Regions from separate parts of the Mus musculus genome. Here regions 1 and 2 are each linked to region 3. A link is a loop called in an ENCODE intact Hi-C map of the cell type or tissue named here. Cell type or tissue: left cerebral cortex. All regions are shown on one strand.

Region 1 (8,000 bases), 220 kb before region 3:
TTTTTTTTTTCTCCGCAGGAAGTGACTGAAGATGTTTATTTCACCAGCCTCAGAATAGGGCTTCTGGGCTCTCTCTCTTCTGTTAATGGGTAGTGCAAGTTAGCTGCCGTTCTCTGCCTTTTTAGTCCAGTAATGGCAGCGAGATATTTCTGTATCATTTTCACTGTGTAATGGATTCTAGTATGATTCCCATGAGTTAGATTCTATGGAAACATTTTCCTTACTAAGAAAAAAAGTGCATGTAAAATTAAAATGCTTTTTCTAACTCCAGATTGAAGAGATGAGCCTTGATGTTTAATGATATTCTCTTGGAGCACACAGTTCTAAGACTTGGAGAAAAATTACAATCGACTCTTTCTTTCTTTCCTTTCCTTTTTCTCTTAGAGGAAGAGGCTGTTCTAAGACGATCTAATTATTGTTTTCTAATAACATTTAGCATCTGGAATGACATCACAGCACACTTCACTCTCATATAGAATCTTCCACCCAAGGGCAATACAAATTCCTAAATTTGCCTTTTCGTTTTGAATTCTGTTGTCTAGGGAGGAATGGTGAGAACCTAAGAGATATTTTTAAATGTCTATTAATGTATACACGTTGGATTTATGCTAGACATTTTCTCACTCTATTTTGCTGCTATTTCCCAGGATATGGGGCTGAAGCATCATGGGCAAACAGTTTAGGGGTGATTGACACTCTTGATGCAAGGAGTGTTGAGTTTTGGGACTGGCCACTGTTCATAAGAAGATAAAAGAAGCCTATACTTAAATTGTGAATAGCTCCTCCTTACAAGACCACCATTATTCAGGAATAGAAAGAATATGCTGGCATGAAATTATACTTACAATATTCATAGTTTAACACTCCTTCCCCAAGAGGGTTCTTGCGTTCCTTTTGACTTCAGTTCACACCCTCTGTCTCATTAAGCAAGGTGATGTCCCTCCCAGGATTCTGGGTGACGGCTGCAGATATGAGCTATGTGTCAGGACAGTCACTCCATGACATTAACTCTGAGAAGACTTGAATGACAATCCAAGAAAAGAACAGAAAGACTAGAGATCCAGAGGAGGGAGCAGGGAAGAATAGGAAGCGATCCTAAGGTAGGAAGTCACTCAGTATATTCAAACCTAGAAATAATGTTAGTGGGCCTTCAGCTTAAAGCTGGGTTTAAGGTAACAGGAGGCCAAAAATATGACCAAGCCTGGATGAGCTCTTTCTGCAATACTCCCAGACTCTTCATCTAGAGAACCATCAGCAATGATAACTCCCTGGTGGCTCTTGTTTTAAACCACAGAGCCTTGGAGTGATTTGTTAGGCAAGGTGTCATCAGAACAGAATTTGAATCTGTGAGTGTGAAGCTACTATAATCAAACAAGGAATTTGCTGTTGGCCATGGGGCCCAGCCGTAGTGGAAAGCTGAGGGAACACAATGGAAATGGATCATAGGAGCTGCAAAGACATTGCAGAGGGCATGAGAGAAAGAACTATTGAAGACTGATGAAGTAGCATGGACTTTCCCAGTCCTGCAGTCTACGATGATGAGGGGACTAGACAGGGACTCTAATAAACTCATGGGCCAGGCAGGGGAAAAAGTAGAAAGTGACAAATGGCTTTTTTTTGTAGTTGTGATAAAATAAGAGAAGAAAAGAAACATCAGAGAAGAAACTTCAGCAGAATTTTGAGAAATTATGTGAGACAGAACTTGCTGAATTGAAAATTAAAGCTGTTTCTTTTCTCAGTCTCTTCCAGGAAAAGAGTATTAAACAAATGAAACCTAACTAGGGCTATGAGAAGCCTGTATTAGAAGCTAGGAAGGATAGACGTTGGTGTCTCAGACTCTTTCAGTCAGACTGAAGCCATCTAAAGAATGTACAGATATGCCCGATAGACCTTCCCTACTGCAGGAGTCACTCCTGAGCCTCTGATATGAGTGTCCTTACTGGGCTCCCAAGGTGTAGCCACTCCTTAGAGGAAAGATGTCTGGCTATAACTTTTGTTTAGATTAGAGTAGATTATTATTTGATACAAGATTTTAAGAGATTTATATTAGCTTGGATTATCACTGGACAGGGAAAGCCAAACATTTTGAAGGTATTTGGCCTCTAACCTATATCAAGTACAAAATAGATAATGATTTCTCCCATATAGCAAGAAGTTTCCCATCCAGATGCATCTGACTAATGTCAAGTAGGGCATTCAGTGAAAAATGGAGACTGATTCCTAATAATGTCCAAGCTATGCCATAAAGTCTCACCAACTTGACTGCCTAAACTTGAGCTGAAGAAGGCAACAGCATTAGCCATACCAATTTGGGGGAAGAGACAGTCTTACTCAGGGAAGAACATAAAAAACTGGTAATTCAATCCCAAGTCGTCAGCCCTGAAAATATACATATATGTAACATCGTCCTGATTGAGCAGGTCTTACTTAGGAGTATATATATTTTATATGTTACATACACATATGCATATAGCAATAAATTAAAAACAGAGGCCATGAATTTGAAAGAGAACAAGGAGGGGTGTATGGGAGGACTTGCAGGGAGGAAAGGAACTGGAGACATGAAGTCATTATAATTTCAGAAAAAAAGAAAAGGAATAAAAACATATAATAGCCAAAAAATTAACATAAAAGTTAAGAAGATATTGATACAGGAAGACCTAAATGTTTACTAAAACCTTTGCATTTCATAAACTTCTTGCATATTGACGGCTGTCTAACTTCCAAAGAGGAATCCCAATTAGAATTGTAAAGAAACTGAAGCGCAGTTGAAAACAAGATTGTATTGTGAATGAGCGAGAGTGCAGTGTAGGAGATATAACAGCAACAGAGTCTGATACCAAAACTCTGTTAACTCAAACTTTTAAGGAGCCATTCCCTTCACTTCTGAACACGCAACAGAAATAAATACTGCTAGGAAACACAATGGTGTTAAGCAAAACCTCTAAGTTCAAGTGCTATTCCTTTAAATTGCCATGGCTTTGACTTAAGGCAACTGATATGATTTTTTGTGTAAACATATCTTTACTTATAATATGTGAATAATTATAGTTCATATACCCTCAGAGTATTGAGACAATTAAGAGGAAGAAGACATGCAAATTGCTTATCTCCAGAAGCTGGAAAATGCTTATTCTCACAATAATGGCATTTGTGGTCACATTATATCATGATGCTATAACAGCTGTCTCTTTATCTGTGCCATCTCTATTGTCAGTGTGGTGGTGGTTATAACCCAGCCACTCACTTGCATATTGGGTCTACCGTTGTGGCTGAGATGTACTTAATTCCAGTACCTACAGTCTAGCAAAAGAGACAAGCAATTAAGCAAGGAATTGCAATTCTGACTTCCAAGTGTCCTGAGGAAATGAAAGCTGCTCTGTGCATCTGCATATGCTGAGTACAACATGTGCAGCTTGTCTCAGAGCCTTGAGGAAGCCTGGGAGGAGGTGGAGTAGGAGGGCAGCCATTCCTCAAAGCCTTTTACAATGGCCCGCATCCAACCTAGGAGGGTTTTCTGCTCTGCCTCCATCGTGGCTTAAACTGTCTCTTAAATGCCCATTTCTTAATACTATCACAGTAGAAATTAAGTTTACAGATATGAACTGAGGGGTCAGAGTTAAATTGTAAAAGCAATTAAACATATTCTTAAATCCAAGTAAATGTCCAAATTTAATTATCGTAATAAAACGATTTGGTTAATTCAGAGAATGCTGGTTATACATTTAAATATGATATTGGAGACGGTGGGTTCTTTTGCCTAACAGAATTCTGAAAACTGTGCATGTAGCCCTGGGATAATCCATGTCTATCCCCCTGCATGGCTTAGCATATCCTTTGAGGAGTTATTTTGACATACTAATTTGTATTGGCATCATAATATTTTTGTCACCCCTTTCCCAAATGGCACAATCATTTCTGGTATCCTGTAGTGTCATTAGAAGAACTAATCAAATTGAAATAAAACAGAGAAGCATATTTCCATGGCCAGGCTAAAGGCAAAGAATTTCAATAATGTTTTCTGAGTACAGTTCCTCTCTCCAGAACTGCTTCTTTGCCCTGATGTTATTTTTACTCCTCTTCAATTCTATTCGAAAGCTGCAGAAAGTGTCTTTTCAGAAGCCCGAGCCTCCACCTGTCTAGATGTCTTTCTAAATATTGAAACTGAACTGGTGAGCTGTGCTTAGGCATGCTCTCGTCTTATTGGGAGATGCTTCTAGCTCCTCATTCCTGGAGTCCTCATTGTTTCCTGAGGAAACCGGTCTGATTGCTCCCAATCTTTGCAGAACACTATTTGTGACTCACGATGTCTATTCTTCTTCAGTACAAACCCAATCCAAGCAGACTTCTTTTTAAGAAAACCCACTTGCCTGTTCTGATTACGGTTTTTGTTGTATGCTATTTATGAAACCTAAGGGTGTGAAGGAATTCCGATATATTTTGATAATGAGTTTTCAATTTACAGAACGACCGGGATGTATCAAGTTAGATTTGTGTGTGTGTGTGTGTGTGTGTGTGTGTTTTTTGTCATGTCTATATCTTCTACTAATTCCTATAGATATCCTGGTTATACATCCATTCAAACTGTGAATCTATCACATATTCTCTCACTAGACATGGACATTGAAATAAAAAATTATGGGCTTGAATAATAGCAGGGTTTTCTTCCTTACTCTATGAACTTGGGCAAGTGATTTGAAAAATTCACTCCTAGCCTCCTCACCCCTAGCATGCATTTAACCAAACTGTTGGTTAAACCAAACGCTGCTGATAGTTTATCTCTCAATTAAATACTTAGAGAAGCTTTGACTGATATAATTACTAACAATACTGTTCCCTTCATTGCCCTGATAATCATTTGTCAAACAGGAAAAATGATTACTTAAATGATTAGTTGGTAGACTTAACTATAATTCATAATAAAACTATATGTGCACACATGCATATGCATTCATGTGCGTATGTATGCATACACATAGCGCACATACACAGGCAGATTGGTTGAAGATACATGATAGATACTGTTTGGTGTACCTGGTTTGCTCTTAATAAAAGTTACTACTTTTCTGGCTGCACTCCTTCATAACATGACTGCAGACAGAATGTTCAGTTAATGTATTGGGATATTTTCATAAATGTTAGATTCGGTCCAATGTCCTGTTGGCTGTTGGATGCTGAGACCACTGTGGGATCTGAGTGGTCGAAGAATGTAGGATACCGAGACCACTGATTTTCAAGGTTTTAGAATAAGTCAGTCACAGCAGAATCTCGTGATAAAGCTTTGGCATTACGAAAAGCCTTTCAAAGGACGTACTTAGACCCTTTCCAATAGACTTTAAGTGTAGCGGTTCACTGTGGCTGGGATATTTTAAAGAAAATGTTCAGCAACAATGAATAATCAGGTGAAATATACACATATATATGGGCATACACATACTCATATTAGACAACAGAAGACAGAAGACAAGAAAATACTAAAAATACTTTAATTATGTCTTATCTAGCATCCATGAATTAGGAGCAAAAATAATGAGTATGTATTTTACTGATATCTGCTGATAATTTAATCTTCATATAGAGGGCAACCAACCACCTCAGGAAAGATATTCAATAGTATCCTCTTTATGAGTTAGGACTTTAAACACTATAAGGTGACTAATGGTTATTTACTAAACAGTATAAGGTGACTACTAGTTATTTACTAAAGTGTATGTTTTGTTTATTTATTATTGGTCTATGTATGTATGTATGTATGTATGTATGTATGTATCTATCTATCTATCTATCTATCTATCTATCTATCTATCTATCTATCTATCTATCTATTATCAACCTTCCTGTCTATCACCTATAACTATCACTCATTCATCTTCATCATTATGATCTGTCTAGCTTACATCTGTGTGTGTGTGTGTGTGTTTGCATGTACAAGTGTGTGTTGGGGTGAACAGAAACTGATGCCATGTATCTTCTTCGATTTCTTCATCTTATTTTCTGAGACAGGCTCTTTCCTTGAACCTGGAGCTCACTGCTTGGCTATACTGGATGGTCAATGAGCCACAACGATTGTCTTGTCTCTGCCTGCTTAGCGCTGAGGTTCCAAGGCATGCCCTGGGATACTAGATGTTTTGTTTATCAGTCCTGTGATGTCAGACTTTTTCTACTAGTCCTGGGGATCCAAACTCAGGTTCTCACCATTGTATGGCAAGCACTTTAAGGACTTAGTATCCTTCCCAGTCCACTTTTATCTGTTTCAAGTGAATGGCTGGTGCAGAAGACAGTAATGCAGATTTTTCTATCAAAAGAGGCTATTTTCAACTCTCTTTAAATGCTTATGGGTGAAGGCCATCCTATATATATATATTTCTATTCTTTTAACCTAAATGCCTTTCCTCAGAACACTTGCACATTAATTATTTTAAGTAAGCAGTAAGTTCAAACTGACTAAATACATATCTTTGCTGTGATAGATATTTATGCAGACCCCGAGTCCCTGAGAAAAGCTGTAGTTTATATTACGTACAAATGAAACTGTCAAGTTCTAAAATCATGAATTTATCTTATTGAAGTCTACCTCATCATAATCAACATGAATGATTAGTTTGGGTAGGAATGGAAATGCGTTGCATAAATGTTATGGTCTGGTTGTGTGTTCCCGAAAGTGTACTGAAACTTTGTTCCCACATTCGGCAGTGTTGGAAGGCGAGGTCTTTTTTTTTTTTTTTTTTTTTTTTTTTTTTTTGACATGTTTAGGTAAGAAGCATGGAATCATGCGGTGACTCATGGGAACTGAGTTCTCTCTCCCTTCTGCTCTTCTTCTATGTGAGAACACAGAACAAAGGTCCACATGACAGTCTAGACATCTCATTCTGGACTTCTTAGTCTCCGGAGCCACAAAAAGGCAAAACAAAACAAAACAAAACAAAACAAAAACCAGTTTCTATACAAATTAGTCTCTGATTCACTGTTAAGGTGGAGTAGAATTGACTAGGTTAACAGAGTGGGTCATTAAGTGATGATTAAAACATGCATATTGAAAAATAATTAGTATTTTTTTAAAAGTGCACATTTGTCATCAGGCTTCAAGAGCTTTACTTCCCTTGTATTTCTGCAGAGTGCAGTAGCTGAGCTAGTTTGGGGTCCCTGCCCAAGAGGCATCTGGAGGGAAATTATGGGTATTTCTCATCTACTGGATAGGGACTGTTTATGAATATATTACGCTGTAAGGGTGACTTTAAAAAAAAGTTGTTACACTTTAAATGATTTGATCTGCTCAGCTGTTAAACTTTACAAGCACGTCATTCTGAGTCATAGAGTTTTCTTTTTGGACAGGAGCTCACTCTCTACCCCACATCATGGTAGCTACACCTCACCATTTCACCATGGAATCAGGCTGGAGCCTTGAACATGGTCCTCTGTCCCTGGTCTCCCGAGTGCTGGCATCAGCGTGAGCCAGCATGCCAGGCTCACCACACATTGTCAGGAGATCCAGAGTTCCTGTGATGATGATGTAATGCCCCCTTTCTGTAGCCTTCCCTGATGCTGAGTCCAGGACACAAAGGGATCCACCCGTTGCTTCCCTGCGAGCTGTACTGTCCATACCGTCTTTTATACTCTTGCTCCCTACCAGTCATAAAGAAAACTGGCGCTGCTGTCCTCCCTGCCCCCCACCCCCCCAGTTTTGCTCATCATCTTTTAATGCTTTGTTGTCTTTTCACTTTTATCTGAATTTTACAGCAAGATCAGTGGAATCAGTTGGCCAGAGGGGTTTTCTGTTCTTGGCCATCTTATGTAACGGATCCTGGATGTTTGTATTAGGATGCTCTTCTGTTGACAGGGAGACAGAGAAGGCTTTCCATTCACTGCTTGTGTGCCAGTTCTCCCTCAGCAGATGTGGCCCACCCTTTCCTCTCCCACATCTTGTTTTCAGATTCCCAGGTCACAGTCTCTGTTTTACATCTATAAGTCATAGGAAAATTCTGACTTCTTCCGAAGGATAA
Region 2 (8,000 bases), 270 kb after region 3:
CTCTGCCAGTACCTGATAAATACAGAGGTGGATGCTCTCTGCCAAGCATTGGACTGAGCACAGGGTCCCCAATGGAGGAACTAGAGAAAGGACCCAAGAAGCTGAAGGGGGTTGCAGCTCCATAGGAGGAACAGCAGTGTGAACCAATTAGTACCCCCAGAGATCCGAGGGACTAAATCGCCAACCAAAGAGTACACATGGAGGGACCCATGGCTTCAGCTACATATGTAGCAGAGAATGGCCTTGTTGGTCATCAATGTGAGGAGAGGCCCTGGGTCCTGTGAGGGCTTGATGCCTCAGTGTAGGGGAATGCCAGGACCATGAAGTAGGAGTGGGTGGATTGGTGAACAGGGGGAGGGAAGAGGGGATAGAGAGTTTCAGAAGGGAAACCAGGAAAGGGGATAACATTTGAAATGCAAATAAAAATATCTAATTATAGAAAAGAAAAGAAAAGAAAAAGAAAATTAGGGCTTAAAATATGGGATTATTAGTTGTACCTACAACCATTATGTTAGGAACACACACACACACAAACCTATTTTTTTAATTAGGTATTTATTTCATTTACATTTCCAATGCTATCCCAAAAGTCCTCGACATGCACCCCCACCCACTCCCGCAGCAACCCACTCCCACTTCTTGGCCCTGGCGTTCCCCTGTACTGAGGCATATAAAGTTTGCATGACCAATGGGCCTCTCTTTCCAGTGATGGCAGACTAGGCCATCTTTTGATACATATGCAGCTAGAGTCAAGAGCTCCGGGGTACTGGTTAGTTCATAATGTTGTTCCACCTATAGGGTTGCAGATCCCTTTAGCTCCTTGGCTACTTTCTCTAGCTCCTGCATTGGGAGCCCTGTGATCCATCCATTAGCTGACTGTGAGCATCCACTTCTGTGTTTGCTAGGCCCCGGCATAGTCTCACAAGAGGCAGCTATATCTGGGTCCTTTCAATAAAATCTTGCTAGTGTATGCAACGGTGTCAGCTTTGGAAGCTGATTATGGGATGAATCCCTGGATATGGCAGTTTGTAGATGGTCCATCCTTTCGTCTCAGCTCCAAACTTTGTCTCTGTAACTCCTTCCATGGGTGTTTTGTTCCCAATTCTAAGAAGGAGCAAAGTATCCACACTTTGGTCTTCGTTCTTCTTAAGTTTCCTGTGTTTTGCAAATTGTATCTTATATCTTGGGTATTCTAAGTTTCTGGACTAATATCCACTTATCAGTGAGTACATATTGTGTGAGTTATTTTGTGATTGGGTTACCTCACTCAGGATGATGCCCTCCAGGTCCAACCATTTGCCTAGGAATTTCATAAATTCATTCTTTTTAATAGCTGAGTAGTACTCCATTGTGTAAATGTACCACATTTTCTGTATCCATTCCTCTGTTGAGGGGCATCTGGGTTCTTTCCAGTTTCTGGCTATTATAAATAAATAAGGCTGCTATGAACATAGTGGAGCATGTGTCCTTCTTACCGGTTGGAACATCTTCTGGATATATGCCCAGGAGGGGTATTTCGGGATCCTTCGGTAGTACTATGTCCAATTTTCTGAGGAACCGCCAGACTGATTTCCAGAGTGGTTGTACAAGCTTTCGATCCCACCAACAATGGAGGAGTGTTCCTCTTTTTCTCCACATTGGCACAACAATCAAAGAAAATGCAAAATGCAAAAAACAAAAAAAAACTATTTTAAAATGCCAGTTTTAAGTTAAATTCAACTATATTAATTTACTATTGAGATCATTAGAAGAACTGTCAATTTGATATCATGAGATACTACACAGGGGTTTCCAATAATTCAGAGTATTGCCATCATAAATCCTTCTTTGTTTGTTGTGATTTTTAAAGGCATTAGAGAGATTCCAGATTTGATCTTTTACTCACATGTCTTACATTTAAGGAAGCTATTTATTGCTCTTTTTCTAAATTAATGGATTTTGAAAATTTTTTCATAGTCTCTCTACCTTTCCAAAGCAAGACAAGAATCAGCTAGGCTTGTATTTATTTCTATAATCTCTCCATTGTCAATCCATCCAGGTGGAAACAATTCATGTAGCCTCAATTCATAAGCTAGGGATATTAATTAAATGTCAGGGAAGTTTTACAATTACTGAGCTAAAGTAGTGGTTTGGAACCACTTAAAAAACAAATGTCTAGGTACATTGTGAAGAGTTAGCTAGCTTCTGGATTTGTCTGTGATGGGTGTGTTAATCAGATTAATTGATGTAATCAGACTTCACTAAAAGTGGACAGCAGCATCACCATGGCAGGAATATACGTATACACACACATATATTCCATATGTATATGAATATATATTCATATATACATATCTATATGAACCAATGTGTGTACATTTTATTACTAAAAATATCTTTTAATCATACCTTTAGTTTGATTTATGTGTTAAAATATTCACTCACTTGAATTGTAAGTTCAGGGTATCTGGTCGAGTTAAAGAGTTGTGTATCCATCACCACAAACCAAATTTCTAGCAGTTGTACTACTTCCAACAGACCCCAATACCACTGATGGGTCCCTTCCAGTTACTGTTGGCAATCCCACCACTATATCCCTCTTTATGTGTCTATGGTTTTATATCCTCTAGATATTTCATTCTAATGATGTATGATACAGTACTGGGTCTTTTCCATCTGGCTTCTTTCATGTGTTAGAAGCTTGAGGATATTGTTGCATTTCCAAATATCTACTCTTCATATTTCTTAAGTTGATTACATACCAAATGGCTAGATCGTTCACATTATTTTATCAGTTTACCAGTTAATGGACATTTGAATTATTCATAGTATTTCAAATGTTGTCAATTACTCTGCTGTAAATCATCTTCTATAAGTCTATATTTGAAAGTAAAGTTTCCTCCGGGTAGATGCCTATATGTGAAATTACTGAATTATATGACAGATTTACCCTTACCTATTCAAGACACTGACAGATTGTTTCTAAAATTATTGCCTATTCAAAATTTCCACCAGAATATAGCTTGTGCTTGTCATAGATTTCTATCTTAAATGTCTCTCAAAGATTTCAGTGGCAAAGGCTTGGTTAGTTTCTACATTGCTGCTACTATGAGGTGGCATAACCTTTAGGCCATGGAGTATAGTTATAGATCTTTAGGTCATTGTCATTGGAAACATGTCTTCAAGCAGCCTTCTTGTTGTTTTTCTCTCTTGTTCATTTGTCTCATTCATTTTGTGATGCCTTTAATAGAGGATCATGGACCGGAGCCTATGAAACCGATCCAGAGCAAGCTGTTTCCTTTTTAGGAGTTGATTTTCTTAGATGTTTGTTATAGTAACAGAACGCTGACTAACACAGCACTATTAAAATCACTGGATGCCAGGCACAATTTAAATTTCAACTAGTGGTAAATTATAGATACATAGAACTCATGATGTTGTATTTCCACAACCAGTTTCCTTCTACCTTTAGCATTTGAAGGCCATTTTTCCCCCAGATTTGTTATTTTCTGCATGAACAACTTCCTATGCAAATCAGGGTTGGGATATCAAATATAAGAATTGTTTAGCTGTAGGCATTTTCGGATTCTAGATTAAGGAAGTTCTTTGTGATAATTAGTCACATCTGGCAGGGCCACTTACATCATTGCATATGCTTAGAGGAATAAGTAGCTTGAAAGATCAGCAAAAGAATTTTGCCTTCTGGCCACATTTCAAGAGAGCACATTTATAAACAAGTGAAATATATTTTAGAGCTATGTTCATAATGTCTTATTTTCCTTAAAATAAAGTCAGCAATCCATCTGCTTTTGCAATCAAGAACTGGGAAAATGTGTAAAGTGAGCAAGACAGAAATACCATCTAAATAAATCTGCTACCTGGAATATCAGGGTCACCCTGAAGCAATTACATCACAGCATAATTGTATAGTTCTTCTACCTTTGTTGCTCATAAAGTAACTTGAGATTAATGATATTAGTATATTTATTAGTAATATTTCTATTTTCTTTTATTTTTACTCATATATGAACACATCACTCTAAAGTCTTAGGTTGTGACTATGAAGATTAATATAAATGCCAGCAATGCTCAAATTTTGAGAAAAATTACAACTTAAATGTTTCATATTTTCTTATATTTATTGAATAATGTGAAATAATTTAAACCTGTCTCAGGAATTGTGTACAATAAAACAAGAAATATAATTATGATTTGTAAAATAATGGAAAGGGTAGAGAAAGAATCATGGGAGCAGTGAAAATTAGATTGAAGAAAAACTAAGAAAACTAAGGATGTTTAACAATTTCCAATTCCTATTTATTATTTCAGCATATATCCATTTATGAAGTACATGATGCCAGACAATATTAAAGTTACGAGAAGTACATATAATATAAAAAGATATGTTTGCTCACATCCTATAAATAATGTTCTAGCATAAATAAGGAATTAAAATATAGTATAAAGCAAGACTATTAAGTTAAACACAGTGCTATAGGTGCATGAAGAAGCTCCATGAAGCTTCACAACCTTGAGGAGGTCTAGTAAAAAGCTCCAAGCTGAAAGTAATGGAAGGGCCATGGAGCAATACATACGTGCCAAGATGGCATTTGGTTGCCCTGGCAATTAGTGATGCCTACTGAAAACTAAACATACAAATAGTTCAAAATGATTACGTATACAAGTTAACTATTGAGTGGCTTTACATTTTTGCATAGTATACGATTTCTTGTAATATCTTAATCTTCCAAACATGACTTTTTCTTCATGTGGGTATCTGGATATATAATGTAGATATACAAATCATACATTTATTCATAATAAGTTATTAAAAGTATTTTAAAACAATTCTTTGGATTTGGTATACTTACAATTTTACCATTTTATAAGATAAAAACAAATTGGCATACCAATGAAGTAAATGTGCTTGTTTATTTTTTATTCAAAGAATTAAATCTTTGCTGAATAGTTGGTGCTATGCAATTTAGAGTTTTTCAGAGATGATTGATAGTTTTATTTATAATTATCAATACCTCAGAACACTATTGAATATAAAGAGGTAGCATACACACATACACAGACACACACACAAACAAAACAAAACAAAACAAAACAACAAAACAAAACAGAGGTACGTACAAGCCAGTTTCAGAGATACTGAAAGTTCCATCCTAATCCCAAACCAAATTTTGCTTAATGATTCTCTGTGAGAGTTCAGTCAGCAACTAGAAAGAGTGATTATGAGGATACATTTTAATATGCTATAATGCAAACAAGTCTCAGTTTGGTATACAGTAAAAGATGACATCATGAAAGCATCACAAGTTTTTGTTTTTTTTTTCTTTCTGCAAGCAAATCATTAGGGTTCTATTAAAGAATCATGGTTTATGTATAGAGGAAGACCCATGGAATTTATAACACCCAATAATCTGAGCTAAGGTGTTTCAGGCAATGTTGCTTGTTTTCTGTATGACACAACAGCACTCTCAGGGCAAAGGAAGCAATTGTCTTCAGTACCAGGGAAGCCATGAAGTCATACAATAGACCTGACTTCCATTATAAATTCGATTTTAAATATTTTTGGTCATTGCAAATTCAGAAACATTTTCCCCTGGTCAAACTTTTTCAAGTTATATGAACCTTTATGGGCTAACAATCTAAACCCAATTTTTTCCAGAAACTTTTATACACTAAGGTTGGTGTGCATGACCATATAGTGAAATGTCTACTTATACCATCCATTTCATTATTAGATATTTATCTGGCCTATTTTTAAACTGGTGAGAATGACCCTCTAACTTTATTTATGAGTCAATAGTTAGTCACTATTCACAATGTGTAAAATTGTATGCTGAGAAAAACAGTCAATGTAGGTCCATAAATAAAACACAGAGTGAAGCAACTAAATAATGTTAAAGAACAGTAAAAATCAAATATCTAATTTATAGGACCTGATAATTGGTTATATGATTTTGGTAACTTTATATAAGAGCAAGGAAATGCAACAAAGTTTTAAACAGAGGAATGTAGATTTTGATTCTGGGTGTTAAGAAGATACATTTGACTACAGGATGGAATGACATGGGAAAAGCAAAAGTTGAGCGACCAAGAGGTGAAAGGGTGACTTGTTCAAGCATCCTCAAGTAGAAGCATTGAATACAAAAAATCAAGAGAAATTTTGGAAATTGAATACACAGAGCAGAATGGCTCATTCGATGTAAGTGAGAAACCCAAAGTACTTTCAAAGCTTATGATGTGATAGAAGTTACTTCATCTATGATATAATATTTGCTAACTAGAATATGACCAAAACCTTTATTCTAGAAAAAAAAATAACAGTATCTTCTGTAGACAGTGAGGATCTGAGAGTTTTGGGGATTACCATTTGGAGTTGTACACTCTGTGGTTATATGTTTACGGTTCCGGAGCTCAACAGAAATGTGTAGGTTAGATTTAAAATGTTATATTTTTCATGGTTGTTATAAGTTCAAAGGTATGATGGTATTCACAATTTTGTTTATGGCAAGGATGATTTTCTCAAGCTCTATAGAATTTCTCAGTGATTGAGAGTTATATCCCTAGGCTTTGCAAAGTCAATTATTTTGTGATAAATGGAATAGACAACAACCCGAGATACCTTGAGGCAGGTTAACGTGTGCAGATTTGGCTGCACTGTGCCAGCAGTTTGAGATGAAAATGAGGCTGTTTCTAAGGATTTTCCTTTGAATGTGATTGAGCCACAACCTTGCCAGTTCCATCACAATTTGGAAATACTGGCTTAAGGATAAGGATTTTAAAAATATAGCTTGGTGTTTCCTCCATCTAACCCATTGTCTTATTTACCTCTCGATTTCTTCACTCAGACATCATGGTCAAGGCAACTCATAGAAGACAGAGTTTACTTTGTGCATATCATTTCAGCATCATCGAATCCATGACCTACTGTTCTATCAGGAGCATAGATGGCATCAGGAAGGCAGACATGGAGCTGGAACAGTACCTATGAGTTCACATCTTGAGAACATGGCAGAGACAAATAACTTTTGGAAAAATTCAGTGTGTGAATTTGGATCTCTCTCCTTCCATACCTACCTAAGACATGTTCTGTTTAGCTTTAATCTTATGGCAAATTAGCTAGGCAGGAAATAGAAGGTGGGACTTCCTGGGAGGAAGAAATGAGGTCTGAGAAGACAGAGGAAGGCCTTTGTGCCAGGATACGGACAAGACTACAGGCCTGGAAAGTACAGAAAGCCACATGGCTGGATAGGGCGAGGTGGTCGGGTTAACTTTGACAAACTACTTGAGAGTCTTCCCAGCTCAGGCCTAAGCTTTGAACTATTTAAAAGTCTCCATATGATAATTTGGGGGACTAGCTGGTTAAGGAATAATTGCCATCATAAAATTTCCAGCATTAATTAATTTGTACAGAATATTAATAATCATTTTTACAGCTAACTAAAAATGGTATGGGCTTTTGAAACCATAGAGCTGAATCTCTAGTGACACATCTCTTCCAACAAGGCTACACCTCCAATCCTTCCCAAAGAGTTTCACTAAGTGGATACCAAATCTTTAAAAAATATATATTAGCCTATAAAGGCTATTCTCAAACTATAACACTCATTTGGTGAGTGGTCGAGGGGGATAGTGGATAGGGGGTTTTCAGAGGGGAAACCAGGAAAAGGGATAACACTTGAAATAAAGAAAATATCTAATTTTAAAAAAAGTATGAGACTGTAAAGGCTATTCTCAAACTATCACACTCATTTTACATTATTATTTTTCCTTAATCATGGATTTTTGATTGCTTTAACTCCTGGTGTAATTGACTAATGATTTCCATAATAATTAACTAGAATGCGAAACATATGGTAATGTTCAATTAACACATAGCCATTGATCCTTTGACTAAACTAAGAAAAGTATTCTCAGCGATCAACCCAATTACTATCTGACAATAATGAAGAGATAAATGAATGATGACATCTAAAAATTTCTTCAGAAAAATGTGAAGATGTTTA
Region 3 (8,000 bases):
AATTGACTGGTAGTAGCTGACACGGACCTAAGAATTAAACGTTCATTTTTGATTGACAATGAAACGCGTAATTCCAGAGAAGATATGTGTAACTTGGCAAGTTACTACAAAAATATACCAAGCATCACAATCTATTTTCTCCTCCCCCCCACACACACCCAGTTCTTCCTTTTTAAATATATTACCCTTAGGAAAGACTCAATTTTGGGTTCAAATAGCATTTCAGTAAATTTATTTGATCTTGCTAAAGAAATTAAGGGTAAATAAAATGCTTGAAAGAGAAATACTGGGTTCACCTTCTTTAGGGTTGGGAAAACCTTTCTAGGACTGAGAAGGGGAAAGATGATTAAAGGATGGTGATAATTACAGAAATCACATCCTGTGTTATTGATGTTTGTCCTCTATTTAGTTTGTATGTTGAAAATTTCCATTAATGCAATGGCTTTAGTAAAGAATAGTTTTCAAAGTGATTAAACTAGGCTTGGCACAAATTCATTGCTGGCAACATGACTACAAAGGCTGTATTTTGTCCATGGACACTCTCTTTCTGTCTCTGTCTCTCTCTTTCTCTTTCTGTCTTTGTTTCTTTCTGTCTTTCTTCCTCTGTCCTCTGCCTCTGTCTCCCTGTTGCTTTCCTTTCTCTTCTAAGCAATGTGGTGAGAATCTTCCCTATTCCACATGCCTCTCACTCTGGTTGCCTACTTACTATAATCTAGAAACAACAGTGCCAAGTGATTCTGGTCTGAAACTTCAGAAACCATGGGCCAAAATAAACCTTTCCTCTCTTAGGGGCTTTTTTCCTTACTGTAGTACTTTCCTACTGGCCCAATATCTCCAACAAAAGATGATTATTTCTCTGGTTCTATAGTCAGTGAAAAAATAGGTTTTTAGTGTTGCTTCAGCTGTTAAAGACATAAGATATTCCTGTTGCATCAATATGAAGGGATTAATACTTTGTTTTCATTGTGGCATTTATAGTTCCAGCCTCTTACTGTTGGTCCACAAATCAGAATGGGTAAGGGGTCATGATGAAAAACAGTGTTCTACAACTCATTACCCAGACGGAACCGCAAGTTAACTCAAGCACCTACAGAAGCAGGTCCATTGAGATGCCAGTGTTCATAACCTCTTAGGTTGGAAGGAAACCAACTATAGTAGTGTTGAAAGTGGAGTGTGAGACAGGCAGCCCAGAGTGTCTGTAACTCTTCACATGTTTTCCCCTCAGGGGGGGAAATATTACATCGAAATACCAACAACTCTTTAGCTATCAGTGAAAACCAAGATCAAGGAACTTTCACTTTCCCAACTTGATGAGATTCCAGTAACTCCCTAGAATTTTAGGGACAAAACAGAACAGTTTGTTCAAATAACAACTCTAGTTGTTTCTCTTGCTACGATGGCGAAAATGTCTAAAACAAAACAGGACAGTAAATTTAATATATATGACCCATGTTGAGGAAATCCAAATTGCCTTTGTCATGCAACTGTATAAGACCATTCTAAAAGCATCATTCATAACCTACCATTTCAGCCATAAAGTATAACTGATTGCTAGTTCTTGGTTGATGGTAAGGAGTGAAAGGAATACTTTCACACGGTTGCTTACTTGGGCATTGATTTTATTGACATTCTTTTACCTATACATATTTACAGATAGGCATTATTGCCATGATGATGAATACGTCAAGCTCCAAGAGTGAAGATATAGTTGAGGAGTAGAGTGGCCACTTATGCTGGGTTAGGCCCCGGGTTTGATATACAACACTGTAATAAAGGAAAAGAAGAGCAGAACAAAACCATCTCAGCTGTACACAACAGCTTGTAAAGCCTTAGTTACTAACCAGAGCATCAGCCAGAAAATACTACCTGTTGTTTATATAACATATTTCAAAAGTTGATAATTAGGGGTATATAGTAAATAAAGAAGGGCTGTGGATGTGAATTCTTTTGTATAGCTGTACCCTGAGAGGTTCTACCAACACTTAATACAAATGCAGATGCTCACAGCCAACCATTGGACTGAGCACAGGGTTCCCAATGGAAGAGTTGGGGGAAGAACTGAAGGTGCTGAAGGGGTTTATAACCCCATAAGAACAACAATATCAAATAACCTGACCACCCATAGCTTCCAGGGACCGAAGAGGGACCACATGGAGGGACCTGTAGCTTCAGCTGCATATGTAGCAGAGCATGGCCTTATCTGCATCAGTTGGAGGGGAGGCCCTTGGTCCTGAGGAGGCTTGATGCCCCAGCATAGGGGGATGCTAGAGTGGTGAGATAGGAATGGGGTGGGTGGGTAGGGAAGTACCCTCATAGAGGCAGGGAGCAGGAGGGATGGGATGGGGGGGGGTTGTGGAGGGGAGACCAGGAAGGGGGTCAACATTTGAAATGTAAATAAACAAAATAGCCAATTAAGAAAGAAAAAGAAAAAGGAAAACAGAAAACAAAACAAGTGTGGTGGCTCACACCTCTAATGTGAGCTCTCTGGAAGTAGAAGATCATGATAATTATTTCAAGACCACTTATCACTGCATAGCGATTTAATGTCAGCCTGGGCTGTGTGGGACCTTGGTTCAAAAAAAAAAAAAAAAAACAGAGACAGAAGACAGACGGGAACAAGGGATTGATGTGCAAGTGCTATGCTTTATGGAGCATTTGGGAAATGTGTAACTATGAAACAAATCTGGGGAAAGATTTTAGATCAAAGGGAAGGGAATAGAGAGACCACAGCTTGACTGGGGCAGGTACTCAATGGCATGAAATTGGACGATCTGGGGGTGTAGACCAGGTGAGACTTTGTAGGCCATTGTAAGAAAACCAGAAAAACAAAACAAAAGAAATCTAGAATTGTAAATAGTTTCCTAATTAGTTGACCTTACTATTTTTATGTAATATGAAATACACAGCAAAGAGCAAATAAAATTGCTAAAAATCTCTTTAAAATATTCCAAATAAACTGATGTATAACATATACATACATATATACATACATACATGCATACATACATACATACATACATTTATACATACATGGGGCTATGTTTGCAGTGGTTCCCAAACTGTTGACTTTCATTATTCTTTGGCGATTGGGTCTTCAGCCTCTAAATACCTGTATCTTGAGGTTGATTCTCACAGAGCTTTGTAACCTGTCAGTGGGTAGTGTAGGCAGAGCTGCCCACACCCTGTGACTCAGCTCATCTTAAACCAGAATCGTGCCACCCCCACACCCTGTGATTCAAAGACATTTCTCCCCTACCCTTGCCACAGGGCTGAAAATTACCACATATTTCATTCCCTTGAGTTAAGCCTTGTAGGTTGCTGATAATTATTTGAATACCCTTCAAGAGGACAGGCAAAATAAGACATTATCCATTAAAAAAAAATCCTCTCAAATCCAATTAGCCAGGAAGTCACTGTGAGAGCAGAACACAGGGAAGGTTTGCTGAGAGTGTGAAAGGTAAAATCATGAACTTAACATTTCCAAGGAAGTTGTCCTCAGAAGGTATCCCTGAGAGGCTGGGAAGCAGAAGGAGGGGCTGAGAATAGAGGTTGGTGTTTAATTGGCACACTCCTTTACTCCCTAAGGCTTGACTCTGATCCTGAAAGTAACTGCATTGGTCTTAGGGAAAGAGGTGAGTTCCTGGAGGCCGAGGATCTGGGATCTTCAGTGACTCATACCCCATGTTACAAGGCTGGAGAACGAGACAGAACAGCAAATGTGAAATGCATCCCTAAATGCTGAACAGGGCGTTGTAGCTTCTGGGTTACAGTAAGCAACAATAGAGATAAGACACATCAGTACATATCACTCATCTGGGAGCAAGCTCTCGGTCTCAAGAAAGCAGTTGTACCAAAATGTCATTGCCGATATCCATCCTCATCATTATCTTTGCAGTTATCACTGTGTGTGTCACCACTAAAGTACTGAACAGCCAGGAAGTGGCGTACATGGACCTTAACACATGCTTAGGCTCCATCCGGCCCAGGCAGTAATTTTGTTTCTATAAGAAATTTGAGGAAATACCAACAACTGTACAGCAGAGGCGTGAGTCTGAAAGTCCCTTTAGCGTCCTCTGTAGGAGGGGAGCTCAGATAAAAATAAGTTTAAGTCTCAAAGAAGTTGAGTGTGCTCTGTGCTCTGAAAGCCTAGTGGAAGATGTCTGTCATAGCCTGTTCCTTTCTTTTTCCTCGTCCTCCTCCTCCTCCTCCTCCTCCTCCTCCTCCTCCCCCTCCTCCTCCTGCTTATTATAATTCATTTAGTTAGCAATCGATGACTTTTTTAAAAAAAGCATTGCATTAATATTCAATAACAGTGCAATTTCTTTATGTTGTATTTTTATAGACTTATTTTTATAACTTTGTAAAGTTATTTTCACATTAACTCCTTATCATAAAAATTCAAAACCAAAATTAAGGGCTATACAAATTCAAAACCCTTTTTGTCTGATAGAATTTTAGACCTGTTTATGTGTTTATCAGAATTGTTATTTCCTGTTTTCAAGACTCATTGCTCAGGAGGTAGCAGAAACAGAGAGGGTTCTGGGGTTTTCTATGAGATGAGATGAGATGAGATGAGATGAGATGAGATGAGATGAGATGAGATGAGACACACCAGAAGACAGATATTTCTGGTTTTGCTGCCAGGGCAAACTAACAACAAAAGAGGCCATGGCTGGAAAGTCTGATGGGAGCAAGAAAGTGTTTACTTAGAAGTTTGCCCCTTCCTCCTGAAGATCTTTACAAAGGAGAAACAAAACCAGTAGTATCAGTTGTCATCATCCTGTGACAAAAGGACACAGGTCTTGCAGAATAAAAAAACGATAAAGCAGAATTCAGGCACCCTCAGAATATTACCATCTCCATTTTTGCAATTTTCCTTTCACCTTCTGCCCCATCTCTTGATGGTGGCAGAGCCAGGAGTAATACCCACTGAGTCTTGAGAGGGAGTGGGAGGAAGAGATGAGAGCGATGGAAAGGGGAAGAAAGAGACAAGAGAGAGGAGAGAGACAGAGACAGAGAGACAGAGAGAGAGAGACAGAGAGACAGAGAGACAGAGAGAGACAGAGAGAGAGAGACAGAGAGAGAGACAGAGATTGACTCTGTTGGGCCGGAGAACCCAGTCTGGTGGTCCATGCCTGTGATCCCAGCTATTTAAGAGTCTGAGGGAAGAGAATTTCAAGGTCAGCCTTAGCCACAGAGAGCTCAAGCCAAGTCTGAGCAACTTGTTGAGAGACTTTAACTCCATACCACAACAAAACACAAAACAAACAAAGGAACAGAGAGCTATAGAGCTGTAGAATTGCTTGTTTAGCATGCTCCCGAAGAAGCCATGTTCAAAACAGGATGGGAGAAATGGGGTGGGAAGGAGAAATTGAAAACTTTGTGTAGCACCATGAGTAGAACTGAAAATTAGTAGTTTGAAAGATGAGGTCAGGGATTTTTGTCCCACTGTATCAAAATGAGAAGGAAGGTCGTGGATGCAGCTTCAGGGAACAGCTTTTGACTGGCTTGTCTGAGGCCCTGCATTCCATTGCCAACACCACAAACACCCACAAAACACCCAAAGCAACAAAAAAGAAAGGGAGAAGGAAAGAGGAGGAGATAAGAGATTGTAAGAGGAAAATGCAATTTTCAACACTAATGAGATTTTCTAAGAATCATAAGAGATAGCAATATGCATCTGAGTGATGCTTCTTGCTCACAACCTGAAATAAATGAAACAAATCAGACTGAAATCGCCCAGAGTTTCAAACAAAAACAAAGACTTGCCCTTCCGGAAAGGAGGAATAGTCCTCCATCAACAGAGTTCCAGACAAATGGCGAGTTTGGCTTTGAATACAGGAAAGATGGAGTAGAGCCATGCAGGAAAACTATGAAGCTAGCAGTGCTGGAAAACTAGGGTACTGCTATGCGGGGGAACTGTGCAGCAGCTTGGTAAAAGTATAAAGGCAGATTAATATTATCTTTCTAGATTATCTGCTACTTATATGCAGGAGTGGGATTTTAAAAATTGTTAGGTGTAATGCCTAAAGAGTTAATCCCCCAAAGTGGGACAGTCCCACTCCCCTCTCCTGCACACATGCCAGCCTTTTCCCCCATGGATTCTTGGAGAATGTACTCTCCGACAAATGCCAGAAAATGAGTCACAGGGGACTACTGCATATGAAATTGAAAGTTACAGTGTCTAGGTAAAACAAATGTACACATTAAGTCTCTCTACAAACCGACATGCTATATAGAGGTATATTTATCAATTTATATATTACCTACTTATTTACTTTTCTTTACAAAAGAAATCAAAAGTAGGCATAGACTCAAATAATGGACACAGGGATGAGGAGAAGTTCACGAGAGTTTAGAGAGAGTTTGAAAATAAATTGAAACGTCCTGTAGTTCTGGAAGACGGAATGGATGCTGTCAAATGAAGAGACTTACAGGAGCAGATAACACGTGCGTGTGTTTCTGACTCATAGCCGAAACTGAGAATAACCTGTAGGTAAAAATAAATTTAGCATGTGTTACATTCACATCAGAAAGAGATTATATGTTCAGTGAACAGTATAAATGGAATAAAATTAAAACGATGGCAAAAATATACAATAACAAAATAGATCCTTACGTAATGATTGCCGGTACAAAATAAAACTATACAAGCCTGGACTTGCTTTAATACATGAAGCACGAGAAGCTGCAAAATAAATAAATAAATAAATAAATAAATTAATTAATTAATTAATTAATAGAAATAAAGCTATTTCATGAAAGTGGGAACCAAAAGGAAGAGGAATCAGCAAATTTAACAACAGGAAAACTAACTTAAAGATGGCTTTAGCATTTGTGAGACAAATGGTAAACTCTCCTTCAATAAATGATCGATGAAGAATGCCTGAGACAGGATGAGCTCTGACTTTATACATGCTGCTCAAATCCAGGCACAGAAACAAATACAGTCTGGAATGCAAAGGAAGCTTTACAAATTAACAGTGTTATGAGCATAGACAAGCATATGTGTCTCTGCACCAGTGTCAGAGATTATTGAATAAAAATAAACCCTCAAGGCTCAGTGAATGGAATGCCAGCATGCTGCTGGATAAATCCTACATATTTTATAGTCTGACCAAGGTGAATGTATGCACTTTTATAGTTTTTCCCCCCTTTTGAGACTGCTTCTGCCTCCCCAGTGTTAGGATTAAAAGCTAAATACCTCAACCAATATGCTCTGCTCTTTTGTTCCAATCTTAATCACTAATATTAACTCCCATACCATATAGCACACAGTAAATATAGTCTTACATGAATGTACATGGCTTACAGAATGGATTTATATTAAAGAAGGTTGTGAGCAGAGCATGAAGATCCTTGTGCCCACAGATCTCCAGGGAAACCAGGAATGTGAAGCAGGCAGGATTATTTTTCCAATAGGAAAAAACCCTGTTCTTCCATCCAGCAAGATAGGAATTGGAAGTAATTAGCAACCTGGTGATCTGTGTTTTCTTTTGGGCCAGGCCATGTCAAGCTCCTACAAGCAAGGTCAGAGGTTTGTAAATGATCCTTACATCCAGTGAGTTCCCACAAGCTTGCACAACCAGGACTAGGGGGTGGCTAGTAATGTAAACATAACTTTTATAGCCAGGGGCTCCCCCATGCTCCCAAAACAAAGACCAGAGGTGGTCTTCTTGGAAGAAATAACACTACTGTGAGTTTCAATGTAATTACTCTTTCTTGTGCATCAGCAATTGTGTTACACTAGGAAACTTTTTTCCCCAAAAATTATACTGGGCTTAGACACGTTGGGAATAAACCACCTGTTGTTAGACTCCCCAAAGTCTGATCCAGGTTGACTAAGTCAATCTGCACCAGGTTTTCATTCTTATCTCTTTGAGTGGTTCATGTCCTTGTCTGATACCTGCAGGGATCACCTCAAAAGAGGATACATCAGAGTTTCACAAGTAGACTGATGGAAATGTTACTGAGGTCTCTATTGATTGATAGGAATTCAA

Evidence for each region. A loop is a pair of places that touch in the nucleus more often than their neighbours do. Peaks named below come from ENCODE experiments on the same cell type or tissue, not always from the same donor. Only the 100,000 strongest peaks of a DNase experiment are listed, where the experiment ranks them.
Region 1: a loop joins it to region 3, with 13 times the contacts of the local background. A loop is called at or near these places in 2 of 42 quality-filtered maps.
Region 2: it touches region 3 in a loop (4-fold over the local background); 2 of 42 quality-filtered maps call a loop at or near these places.

Annotation. Positions count from the first base shown.
Region 1 is chr10:112,260,221-112,268,220 of GRCm38, forward strand. No RefSeq gene overlaps it. Among named protein-coding and RNA genes, the nearest start is that of Kcnc2, 5.8 kb to the right of the region's middle. In left cerebral cortex, no CTCF peak of the experiment used is centred here; DNase peaks (open chromatin) are centred at 86, 3,431 and 4,142; H3K27ac peaks cover 181 bases.
Region 2 is chr10:112,750,377-112,758,376 of GRCm38, forward strand. It overlaps 1700010J16Rik (RIKEN cDNA 1700010J16 gene), which reads left to right. Exons shown (of 7, transcript NR_040579.1): 3 at 6,050-6,196; 4 at 6,843-7,035. Among named protein-coding and RNA genes, the nearest start is that of 1700010J16Rik, 27 kb to the left of the region's middle. In left cerebral cortex, no CTCF peak of the experiment used is centred here; DNase peaks (open chromatin) are centred at 3,261 and 3,621.
Region 3 is chr10:112,478,455-112,486,454 of GRCm38, forward strand. No RefSeq gene overlaps it. Among named protein-coding and RNA genes, the nearest start is that of Gm40764, 180 kb to the right of the region's middle. In left cerebral cortex, a CTCF peak has its summit at 4,110; DNase peaks (open chromatin) are centred at 3,204, 3,637, 3,949, 5,591 and 3 more places; H3K27ac peaks cover 2,182 bases.